2 separate regions of the Mus musculus genome follow, and region 1 is linked to region 2. Evidence: chromatin contacts called from ENCODE Hi-C or POLR2A ChIA-PET data. All regions are on one chromosome and are shown on one strand. Each heading gives the region's core, a stretch centred on a gene start or an enhancer-like site at or near the end of the contact. The rest is flanking DNA. Distances are from core to core; before and after follow the strand shown.

The links. A loop is a pair of places that touch in the nucleus more often than their neighbours do. ChIA-PET counts read pairs that join two places held with the same protein, here RNA polymerase II (POLR2A).
Region 1: a loop to region 2 is called in a map of regulatory T cell, with 3 times the contacts of the local background. The contact joins the promoter of Nsd1 here to the promoter of Cdhr2 in region 2. A Hi-C loop is called at or near these places in 1 of 37 maps with a recorded cell type or tissue (regulatory T cell). POLR2A ChIA-PET finds 5 or more read pairs at or near these places in 2 of 5 experiments (Patski and embryonic stem cell).

The regions. Positions count from the first base shown.
Region 1 is chr13:55,207,206-55,212,573 of GRCm38, reverse strand. Nsd1 (nuclear receptor-binding SET-domain protein 1) reads right to left here and starts at 2,792. Exons shown (of 23, transcript NM_008739.3): 1 at 2,699-2,792.
Region 2 is chr13:54,698,969-54,704,214 of GRCm38, reverse strand. Cdhr2 (cadherin-related family member 2) reads right to left here and starts at 2,752. Exons shown (of 32, transcript NM_001033364.3): 1 at 2,646-2,752.

The DNA.
Region 1 (5,368 bases), core at 1,543-4,042, 510 kb before region 2:
GAGAGAAACCGAGGTGATCGGTCGGCGAGAGCCGAGTCAGGGTAGCAGCAGCTGCTACTACAGCTTGACAAACATGGCTGCTGCCGACGCCGCCTGCCCGGGCCGCGCTCCTTCCCGCAGCCGCGGCGGCAGCCACCTCCCGGCAGCGCTGCTGTCGGCGCTCATCAACACTCAGTAGCGAGCAAAGTTTGCTGCGGGAGGGCGGCCGCCCCCGCGCCCCCGCACCCCCAGCCAAGCTACCTGAGGGCAAGCAGAGGCCGAGGTGCGCGCGGGGCTGGGGGGGGGGGGGGGACACGGCCGGCGATGCACGGGCCGCGGCGGGAGGAAGTTCGCCGCAGCCTGGCCAGCTAGGCCCAAGGCCCGCTGGTAGTGATGGAGGAGGAGGAGGGGGAGGGCGCCGCCGCGGCTGCAGCACAGCGGGCCGCCAACCCTGCTCAGCCACCGGCCCTCCACCGAGTCCCCTCACCTCACTCACGGCCACACCACCATCTTCCCGGCCCCGCTGTCTCCTCCCTCCCTCCCTCCCTCCCTTCCCCCCCTCGCGCCCGTCGCCCACCCCTGCGCACTAGTTACCGTGCCCCGCGCCCCCTCCCGGGCCAGCTGGGGGGAGGGGGTGACCCTCATTACACCGGGGCGCGAGCGGAGCGGAGGACACCGAGAGAGGAGCCGCTCGCCTCCCCCCCTCCCCCCCCTCGTCTCTCTCCCCGGGCGAGAAGGCAGCGAACGCGACCTGCGCCCCGGCCTATTCCTCCTCCGCCGCCAACACCGCCTCCTCCTCCTCACACCCCCACCGCGCGCGCCCCCGCGGCGGCGGCGCGTGCTGAGGAGAGCGCCTCGCGCACCGGCCCGCGTGCGAGCGACCGAGGCCCCCGGGTGCGCGCGCACCCGCCCTCCTCCCTGCGCGCGCACCCCTTCCTGCGCGCGCACCCATCCCGTCCCCGTTCCCCCCCCCCCCCCGCACACACCCCCGCAGCACACACACACCCTGCGCGCGCTCCCACGCCTGCCTCACTCTTCGGGGTTCAGTGCGGGTGAAGTCGGGCGAGCGAGCGGCCGGGTCGGGCGGCCCAATCAGCGGAGCTGCTGCTGCCGCCCCCTCCCCTCCCTTCCCCCTGGGCGCTAGCTCAGGGCCCCGGGCCTACGGGTCGGCCCAGCTGCCCGGGCGGGGCCTGAGGCGGACTCCCCTGGGGGGCCTCGCGCGCCTCCCCAGAGTGTCGGGGCCTGCGGGCGTCGTGGGTGGCATGACGATCCTTTCACCTACCTCGGGGCGCCGCGCCAGCCCCTGGTTGCACACGGCTAACTGCACCCCAGTCATCCTGAACCCCAACCCCGGAGCCACCATGGTGCCTGGCTGAGGCCTGGCCCGCCGGCCTTGCTCTCAGGCCCGCGTCAGCCCCGGCCTCCATCTTAGGTTCCAGCCCGGGCTCCCCATCCACTGGGCACCTGCCCTCAGCCCCGCTGGTTTCGACCCGAGGCCGAGGCTACCCCCGTCTCGCTGTAGGGCTCACCTGGGGGGTTTGGCATGGGGGTCTTCGAGGCCCCAGGCCCCGAGCAGACGTGGCCGCAGGGGAACCCCCTTGCCCAGCCGCACCCCAAACCCACACCACCACCACCACTACAGACCAAGCTGAACAGGAAACAAAATGGAGGCAGCAGCAGCTCGGGTCTGCCTCCCCGAGCCAAGCCTCTACAGCCCTGGGACTCCCTTTCGGCCGCAGGCTCGACGCCCGCGAGGCAGGGGATTGGCTCCTCCCGGGAGCCTGGGGCAGCCGCCCTGGAGCAGCGCGTGCGGGCGGGCCGGGGACTCGGCCCTGCGGTCCCCACGGCCCCTCACCCACCACCCCTTCCCTTCCCTCTCCCTCCCCAGGCCGGGCCGTGCGGGGTGAGCGGCTCCGGGGAGCAGGGTCGGGTGACCCGCCCCGGGGTACTGGCCGCAGGACCGTGGCCTCAACCCGGGCCTGAGGCCGAGAGACCCCGCAGCCCTGAGCCCACGCCCCACACCCCGGCCTCTGGGACACAGCCTAACGGCGCGCCCGCACCTCGGCCTGTCGCCGTGCAGCCCCCGCCCAGCGAGGCCGAGCCCCCGGTCCAGACCCCGCGGGGACGAAGCTCCTCGGTCACCCTCGGGCCCAGGGGTCTTCGCTGCCCCGGGCGGGGCGAGGGGAGCTCGGGGGGAGGGGTCCACTAATCCCTGCACCGCCTCCAGCGCCTAGTGTGGGTCTGGGTCTGGGCCTGGCACGGCGGCCCCGGGGCTGCGGGCGCTGGCGGCCTTGGAGAGGTGCGGGCGCGCGGGGCCGGGGGCCGGGAGGGGCAGCGCCTCGCACCGCGGACGCTGCAGTTCTCCACACCCAGGCAGATGGCCCTCTCGAGCGCGCTTCGCCCCTGAGGCCCAGGCATCGGGACCCCTGCGCGACTGCACAGGGACGGCCGACAGGCTGGACGGGCTGGCCAAGCATGAAAGGCGCAAACCCCCGGCCTAGGAAGGCTCTGCGTTAGGAGGACGGGGTCCTGCTGGCGCGCACTTAGCACCAGGACCCCGCCGCCCTGACCTCGTAGGGCTGTAGCGCGTCCATTCCTCAAAGACAGTGGAAGGTCAGGGACTGGACCAGGCCTGGTCCAGCCACTCCAGTCCCCTGAGGCACTTCTCCCTTCCCGGACCCTGCTGCTTCCTGGGTTTGCTTCACCGCAAGAAGCTCACCTCAGGCATGACTTGGTCCCTAGAGCGTTAAGCGCATCCTTGTTGTTGAGAGAAAGCCATATTGGACGGCCCCGAGAATTCCCGCCTCTTCCAGAAAGCCTTCGGTGATTTGGAGTTCATTTTAAAGCCGAGGGCGCCGCCCTCGATGGCCACGTGACCACCATTCCTCCAGAGGCTTAGTAAATGTGCATAGTTATTGCCCCAGTAGAGTGTTTACCGAGGGCCCTCTGGTAACTAGACCCCCACCTGGGAGAACAGGCACTTTTGGCGTTCCCCTGCCAAGTATCTGTACCGGTTGGGGATCTGCAATGGTTGGGCCAAACTCCATCCTTCCCTGCCCTTCACCTCGTGACTGTGTCCAGCAAGCAGCGGCTTAGGATGCTTCCAGCTGCTTGCTGTCCAAGACCCACAGTCCATTAAAGGAGGCTCAGAGCTAAGCCTTCAGCATACCATCAGTAATGCTGGAGCCCTGGCCCTGCCAAGAGGGCAAGTGGGTTTCCTGAGAGAAGGTGCCCGGCGGAAGCAAGAGTGAAGAGGCTACTGTGACCTCAGGTCCCTCGGGTTAGTTTAAAGGAGTTTCCAGATGCAAAGTTGACTGGCATCTTTCCCTGCGCTAAAACTAGCCGGAAAAAAACTGGGGCCCTCTCCCATGGAGACCCGGTCTTTTGTTCTACGAAGGAATAACTCCTGCTAACACCTTCGGGCAATTCAATAGGAAAGCTCTCACTGGATCCTTTTTCACAAGTAATCATTTGAGCCTGTCATTTCTAACTGGCAGTTACCCCAATGCTAATCACTCCACAGCCCTTCCCAGTGCCTAGCCATTTTGAGGTACTTGGAACTGCCACTGGAGGGCCTTGAAGAAGTTATCTTTCAGTCCCAAACCTCTGTTTCCTCATCTGTGGCCTCCAAGACACAGGCATCTGGGAGGATCCTGAAACAGGCTAACACTCTGTCCTTAACAATTACAGACATATTTGACAAATACTGAAATGTAACTCATTGCTTCCTTCAGCAACCGTTTCCTGCAGTCTAGGCAATGCACCAGGCTCTGGGGAAGCAAAATGGGAGCTAGTGTGCCAGGCAACCTGTGGCCTCAGGGAAAAAAGGGTACCGAGAGAGACTAGCTGATGTAAGCACATTACTGCTCTGCAGGACCCTCTCCTTAACCTCCTACCTCCCCCTCACCCCCATTCAGGATGACCTAGTTACTGACAGAAACAAGACTGAGACCCCAGGGAAATATCAGACTTCCCTAGGTAACCCCTGGGGGTCCTCCCTTCCTCCTACTATAAAACTGTCTACCACAGTGACACAACCAGAGTGCTTATGGAGCTGAGCTTCTATATTCAGAAGGATACTGAATCCTCAAGTGAGACGGGGCTGCTTTCCTGTAGGATTGGGTTCTGGGGTGTAGACCTAGCTCTTCTCTACTGATTATAACTCAAGAATCTCTTCTGGGCCTGCACACCTCACCTGCAGACATATGAGAACAAATCCTTGTTGAGCGGGTATCATGCATTAGACACCACTGAGCGCTTGACACACGTCTGTTCCTTTAACCCTTTACTAGTCTGCAAAGAATTAAGGACTAGGTCAAGCCCTTTGTGCACATTCTCAGGACTATTACTTTCACAGGTGGGGTGGGCAACATCCTTGTGTGAGCCGACACACCCAACAGATGCCATGAAATGCTGGGCCTGTCAGACACACAGGTGTGTGGGGATGTAACTGTCAGGCAAAGACCTCAGCCCCCATTTCTTCCTCTATAATCTATGGATCTTTTATCAGGTACCCTGATGCAAGGTACCTGCACGGATTCTTGGCCATAGAGCAGCCTCTTTCAGAACTGTTCCCTTCTGATTTGTTAGCTCAGCAAATACTTGTTGAGGATGCTAAGAGCCTTGGGGGGTGAGGTGGGGGCAGACGTGCTAGGAGAACACCCAGAAGATCTAGAAAGGACAGATTCTGAAGAATATAAAGGAGTCGTCAGGGAGGGAGGACACAGGTAGCAATTCCAGCAGAAGAGCCCAGAGAAACACCAGACTGGAGGAGCCGACCACAGTTGAGCATGACCATGATCTAGAACATGGGACCCAAGGCTGGGAGTACAAGAAGAGGCTGAAATGAAGACAGGAAAACTCACAGAGGCCTGATCATGCAGGGCCTTGGAAGGAAGGAACTAGGGTGCCGTGGAAGGATGATGATGGGATTTTGCCTTTACAGTAAAAACAGCCTGCTATTCTCTGAAAGCACTAGAAACACATGCCAAGCCCAGAAAGGACCCTGCCTCTGGTACAGGCCATGACTGTTGTATTCCACAAACAGTAGTAGCTTATCCTCATCCAAGACACTGTTGGGATGGACACTCTTCTTTCCATCTTGCAGACATGAAGAGCACAAAGACAAACTTCCCTCCCCTGCCCAGTTCATACTCTTTGTTCTCAGTCCGGGCTGGGAAGAGACAACGAGGCCTCTGGTAATTTGCTCCAAATACAGGTAGTGGACACAGTGACCACCCCTTTGTGGGAATCCATGAGTTGCTTCCTTCACGTCACCACCCAGGGGGTTCACCAGAGCTAACTTACACTGAAAATCAAGGCCAGCCAGGCCAGATTAGAGGTCAGGCAGCCCTGTAGCAAAGTCATCTTCCTGTACCAAAAACTGTCT
Region 2 (5,246 bases), core at 1,503-4,002:
GGCTTACACATTCCTTTTTACCTATGGGGACCCTTACACCTCCAGGAAGCTGGGTCTTCTATCTAGCTGTCACAGGGTCATGCCTGACTCATACCTAGAACTCCTTTTGATCCTCCTTCCTATACTGTATGAGTTGACCCCGAGTTTCACAGTCTTGTCCCCTTTGTCACTGACTTTTCACAAACATACTCACTGACCATAATGAGGCCAAAGTTCTGCACTTGGCAGCAGCAGTATCTCCCAGACTCCATCACTTAAGAAAAATGTGTTATGAGATAGGAAAGTACCAGGTGACCAGCCTTACCTCTATAGGCACAGGCACTCTCAAGACCAGACCCGTGCAAGGCTCAGACTGGCTGTGGGCCATACTTCCCACCCTTGGCAAGACAAATTCTTAGGGGACCCAGGTTTCACCTTCCAAGAGTGGATCCCTTTTCCTCTGTGGTATCCAGTACACACACACACACAGTACACACACACACACACACACACACACACACACACACACACACCCTGCGTTCTCTTTACCCTAGATTTGCATGTGTCTCTTCAGCCCCAAAGGCCCTCTTGTGTCCCTTGCCCATGTGCAAATTCTCTCTGTCCTTCAAGACTCACAGCCAGAGCCGCTGAGCTCCAGTCAGGGAACATATGCTACAGGTCATATGGAAGAAGGGAGGCCATGTGCCCAGGCACTGGAGCTGGGCGAACGTCCCCTAGGTGCCCTTTTCTCCTATGGAGGACCACAAGTCAAACATAGGCTCATGTGAGACACCACTGATGCCAGCTCCCAACCACTCTACTTCTTTAAATGATGGGAAACTGGGCCTGGAGCCCAGCCAGTATCCCAGTGCTCAGCAGAGAGGAGGCCCTCTGGTTCTATATAAGGCTGAGCTGTATTGAGAGACCCGTAAAAGGAAAGAGAAGCAAGGAGGGAGGGAGAAGAAGATAGGGATAGTGGAGAAAGATGAAAGAAAGAACAGATCTAGAACCTAGAAATCCCAGGTCCTTGCTCCCAGGCTCCCAGCCCACTGGTTTGGGGCTGGACAGGAGGCTCTCTACCACAGAGAGCATGGTAGCTGTGAAGGACACACCCTGGAATGTGGAGATGGTCTGCTGGACTCTATCAATATGTTCAATTACTTTGTGTCAGTTAAAAACAAAACTGCACAGCTATTCACCTATAAAGTGTCTGAGGAAAAGTCAGGAGCATAGGGGCTCCAGATCACTCTACGGACCCCCAGACCCAGGTCATGCTCTGCCAGGCCTGACACAGCAGGGGTTTCCTCTCTCTTGTCTCAGCGGACACATTGGCCGCAGTTCGACAAGACTCCAGGAAACCAAAGACTCTACAATTCAGTCGACTGGATGTGAAGACCCCAGGACATCTTGGAAGGCTACAGAGGAAGGGAGCCCTCCCCTGCTAAAGGCTCAGCCACGGGCGGGCTCGCTAACCCCACAGCCACCCCACCCTGCCTCAGCCTCCACAGCTCCCTGAGCCCTTCCTTTCGCTTCTGCTTCCTTCCCACAGCTGCCTCACAGGAAGGAAGCAGCTACCTCACAGTTACTCTCCATTGCCCTAAGAAAACAGAGATCAGATCAGAGGGACAGTCAACAACAAAGATAGAAGGTCAATCACCAGCTGCAGGCAAGGCTAGACCCAGGTACCATTCTGCTGAGCCTAACAAAGGTCTCTCCTAATTCCACCAGCCCAGCCAAGTGATCCAGCTCCCCAAGATACGGACCCAGGGACCTTTAAGTTTCCAGGGATACCGGGCTTCCTGTAGCCAGAGATGGTGCCCGCCCTCCTGGCTGCTTCCTCTGAGAGACGGGTATGGATCAGGCCCCAAGTTAGGATTTTAGCATTTCACATACTGTCTGTCCAGCACTGGGCGAGCCTCCCTTGTCCTCAGCTTTGGTTTTCCTCTGAGGAATGAGGTGAGAGCAGGCTATGGCCTAGGCTGGTCAGGGGAATGTCATTATTCTCTGATATGCTACCTGGGACCAGTCAGCATGTAAGTCCTGTTTGAAGACACAAGCTGGCCTGGCTGAGTCTTTACCCTGTGACCAGGACAAGGACTAAGTTAGGGTTGGGACCAGCATCGTTAGTCCTCCCTGAGGTGACCTAGCGTTTGATCTCTGAGTCTGAGAGGGACAGCCTCCGTACCCTGCCATATCTGATTCACGAGCCCTCCAGGGGCTACTAGTACTGTGCCCACTCCACAGACGCAAAGACTGAGGCCCAAAAGCAGTCAGCAGCTCACTCAAAGTCTGCATGGAGCTGAATGAAGATCTGAGCCTGGCGGAGTGGAGCCAGCCTTTCCTCCTCAGGCTCCGGGACAGATTCAGCCATCTTCCTCATCTTCTCCTTTTAGGTAACAGATGAGGTAGCCAATTCACTTCTCAGGGACTTAGGAAGGCAAACAGGAGGTTGCCACTGCCTAGAGAGGAGATCTTACCCTACATTCTAGAAGAAACAGGCTTCACGGGTAGCTTCATCAATTCCCGCCCTCCCCATGACAAGTAGCTAACGCCACAGCTAGCTCTTCCCCTTGGTGTTCCCTCCATACTCCAGATGCCAGGAAACTGAGTCTGAAAGAACTCAAAGTTTGCCTCAATCCCAAGGACAGCCCCCCACCCAGGCTTACCCTCGGGCTAAGAGCCCCCCCAGAAGCAGCTGATCTGGACAGCCCCTGGAAGGGGCCCAGAGGCAGTGATGTACACCAGTCACAGGTGGGCGCCGTCTGGGGCCGGCAGAACACAGCGCAGACTTTGGCACCATCTCCACCTCTTCTGAGCAATCATTAACCATGCAGAGACCACACCTCCTCAGAAGGCACTGGCTGTGACCAGAGCAGGCAAAACCCTGGAGGAATAGGCAGGCCCAGTGACAGAGAAGGGGCAAATGCCCAGCCCAGGGTCTCACTGCAAGCAAGAGGTGGTGACAGTCAGAGGTCATGTCAGGACCTTCTGTCCTCTCCTGGCTCATCTTCAGTGGGGACCTGTAGAGAAAGCGGTGTGGGGAGATCTCTTGGGATGAAGAGACTTGACAGCTATCAAGCCCTTGAGCCCTCAGGCCAAGCCCCGAGGCCGGCATGAAGGGGTACCCACCCTGCAGTTCCAACAAGGCCTTTTCAGCCCTGTATTTGTCCCCTCTAAGCAGGACATCAAAGGGCAGGGCCAACACTGGGCATAGTGGCATATGTCCTTAATCCCAGCACTCAGAAGACAGAGGCAGGTGGATCCCTGTGAGTACCAGGCCTAGCTGGTCTCTATAACCAGTTTTAAACCAGACATAATAAGATGTTATCTCAAAGAAACAAAAACAAGCCAGGCAGTGGTGCCTTTGATCCCAGGACTTGGGAAGTAGAGGCAGGGAGATATCTGAGTTGAGGCCAACCTGGTCTACAGAGCTAGTCCCAGGGCAGCCAGGGCTAGACAGAGAAACCCCGTCTCAAAAAACAAATGAAAACAAAACAAACAAACAAACAAACAAACAAACAAACAAAATCAAAGGGCAGGATCACACACTGCCCCAGGGGCTCCACACACTCCCAGTGGTGGCCTCCCTCGGGGGAACAGGTCCCCAAGTTCATTTCATCTTACCTCATAGTAGGAAGGAGGCCCATGCTGCAGCTCACCAGCCGTGCGCCCCTTCCTGGCTGAGTGGCTGCTGTTCGCTCTGGAGACCGAGGCATCCCTGTGCAATCCTGGTGTGCTGCTGCGGGTTCTCAGGAAGCACCAATCTACCCAAAGAGCTCATGGTTCTGCAAGGTCCCATTGAAGGCTGGCCTCACGTCTCTGAGGAAGGAGGAGAATCTGTATTTGCTGAGCACCTAGTGTGGGCATGTATTTTTCACAACCTACTTCCATAAGGGTTCAACCTCCCCTCTAGCCCACCACCCACCAGAGGTAGTAGGAAAGTTTATTAGAATATGGGGAAGTGAGTGGGCATGTTAGCACATGCCTTTAATCCCAGCACTCGGGAGGCAGAGGCAGGTGGATTTCTGAGTTCAAGGCCAGCCTGCCTGGTCTACAGAGTGAGTTCCAGGACAGCCAGGGCTACACAGAGAAACCCTGTCTCAAAAAACAAAAAACAAACAAAAAAAAGGATATGGGGAAGTGGACCTTTTTTTGTTTTAGATTTATTTTTTTATTTTATGTATATGAATACACTGTAGCTGTCTTCAGACACACCAGAAGAGGGCATCAGATCCCATTATAGATGGTTGTGAGCCACCATGTGGTTACTGGGAATTGAACTCATGGCCTCTGGAAGAGCAGTCAATGCTCTTAACCGCTGAGCCATCTCTCCAGCCCCTGGAAGTGGGCCTGTTTAGAAACAGTTCTTTGGGATCTTCCAATCTTCTTTCTCCTTAGTTCAGTCCACGAGGAAACACCAAACCCCAATCAGCAGCTGCAGTCCAGTCCACTCAACAGACATCACACACGAATCAAAAGAAACTGGGAGTCTCACCAACGGGCTGGAGCTTGCTGAAGCTGCAAGAAGCCACAAGAAACCTCAGGAGTTCTTAGACGAGTTTCTTTCCACCACAAGCAAAGCTCACCAACACAATGTAAGGCCAACCAATACATGAAGGTCGTCAGCGAAGACTAGCGAGTGAGGTGGAACCAGTCAATGCTCGAGCTCCCAGTGTCTGTGGAGTCATATTTATCATCTTTCTAAACATCATGCGTCCTTTCATGTGTCTGCTTTAGCAGAACAGCCTTTCATCTGTGTGCCCCGGCAGAACATTATTTGACATGACTGACTTTCCAAAGAAACCAAAAGTTTCCACTTCAACCTACTGTGTGCTTTACATTGTGTCTCACGGATGCTGGATACCACCAGAATAAAGGACTCTGTTTGCAGGGTCTACCCTCCCCCACCAAGGAATGGAGCCTAAATTCATGCTCGTGTCCCTTGATGGCTAGTGACTGAGAGGAGCCCACTCTCAGAGAGAAAATGCTGCCCTCCTCATCACTCCCCCATGGGTGTCCTCTGTGCTTCTCCCTGCCCACAAAGCATTCCCCTACCCTGACCTCCATCATGGGTACCAATGTGCAAATAGCCCAGGAGCCCTTATCCAGGGAATGGTCCTCTAGTTTCTTTTAGGAAACCCAGAAACGTGGCTCCTCCACTCCATGCTGGGTATGTGGCTAAGGCCCAGCCAGTCAGACTTAGGGCCACAGCAAACAGATAGGTTTGGTTATAAGAATGAGAAGTTAGCCATGTTGGCCTGTGCTTC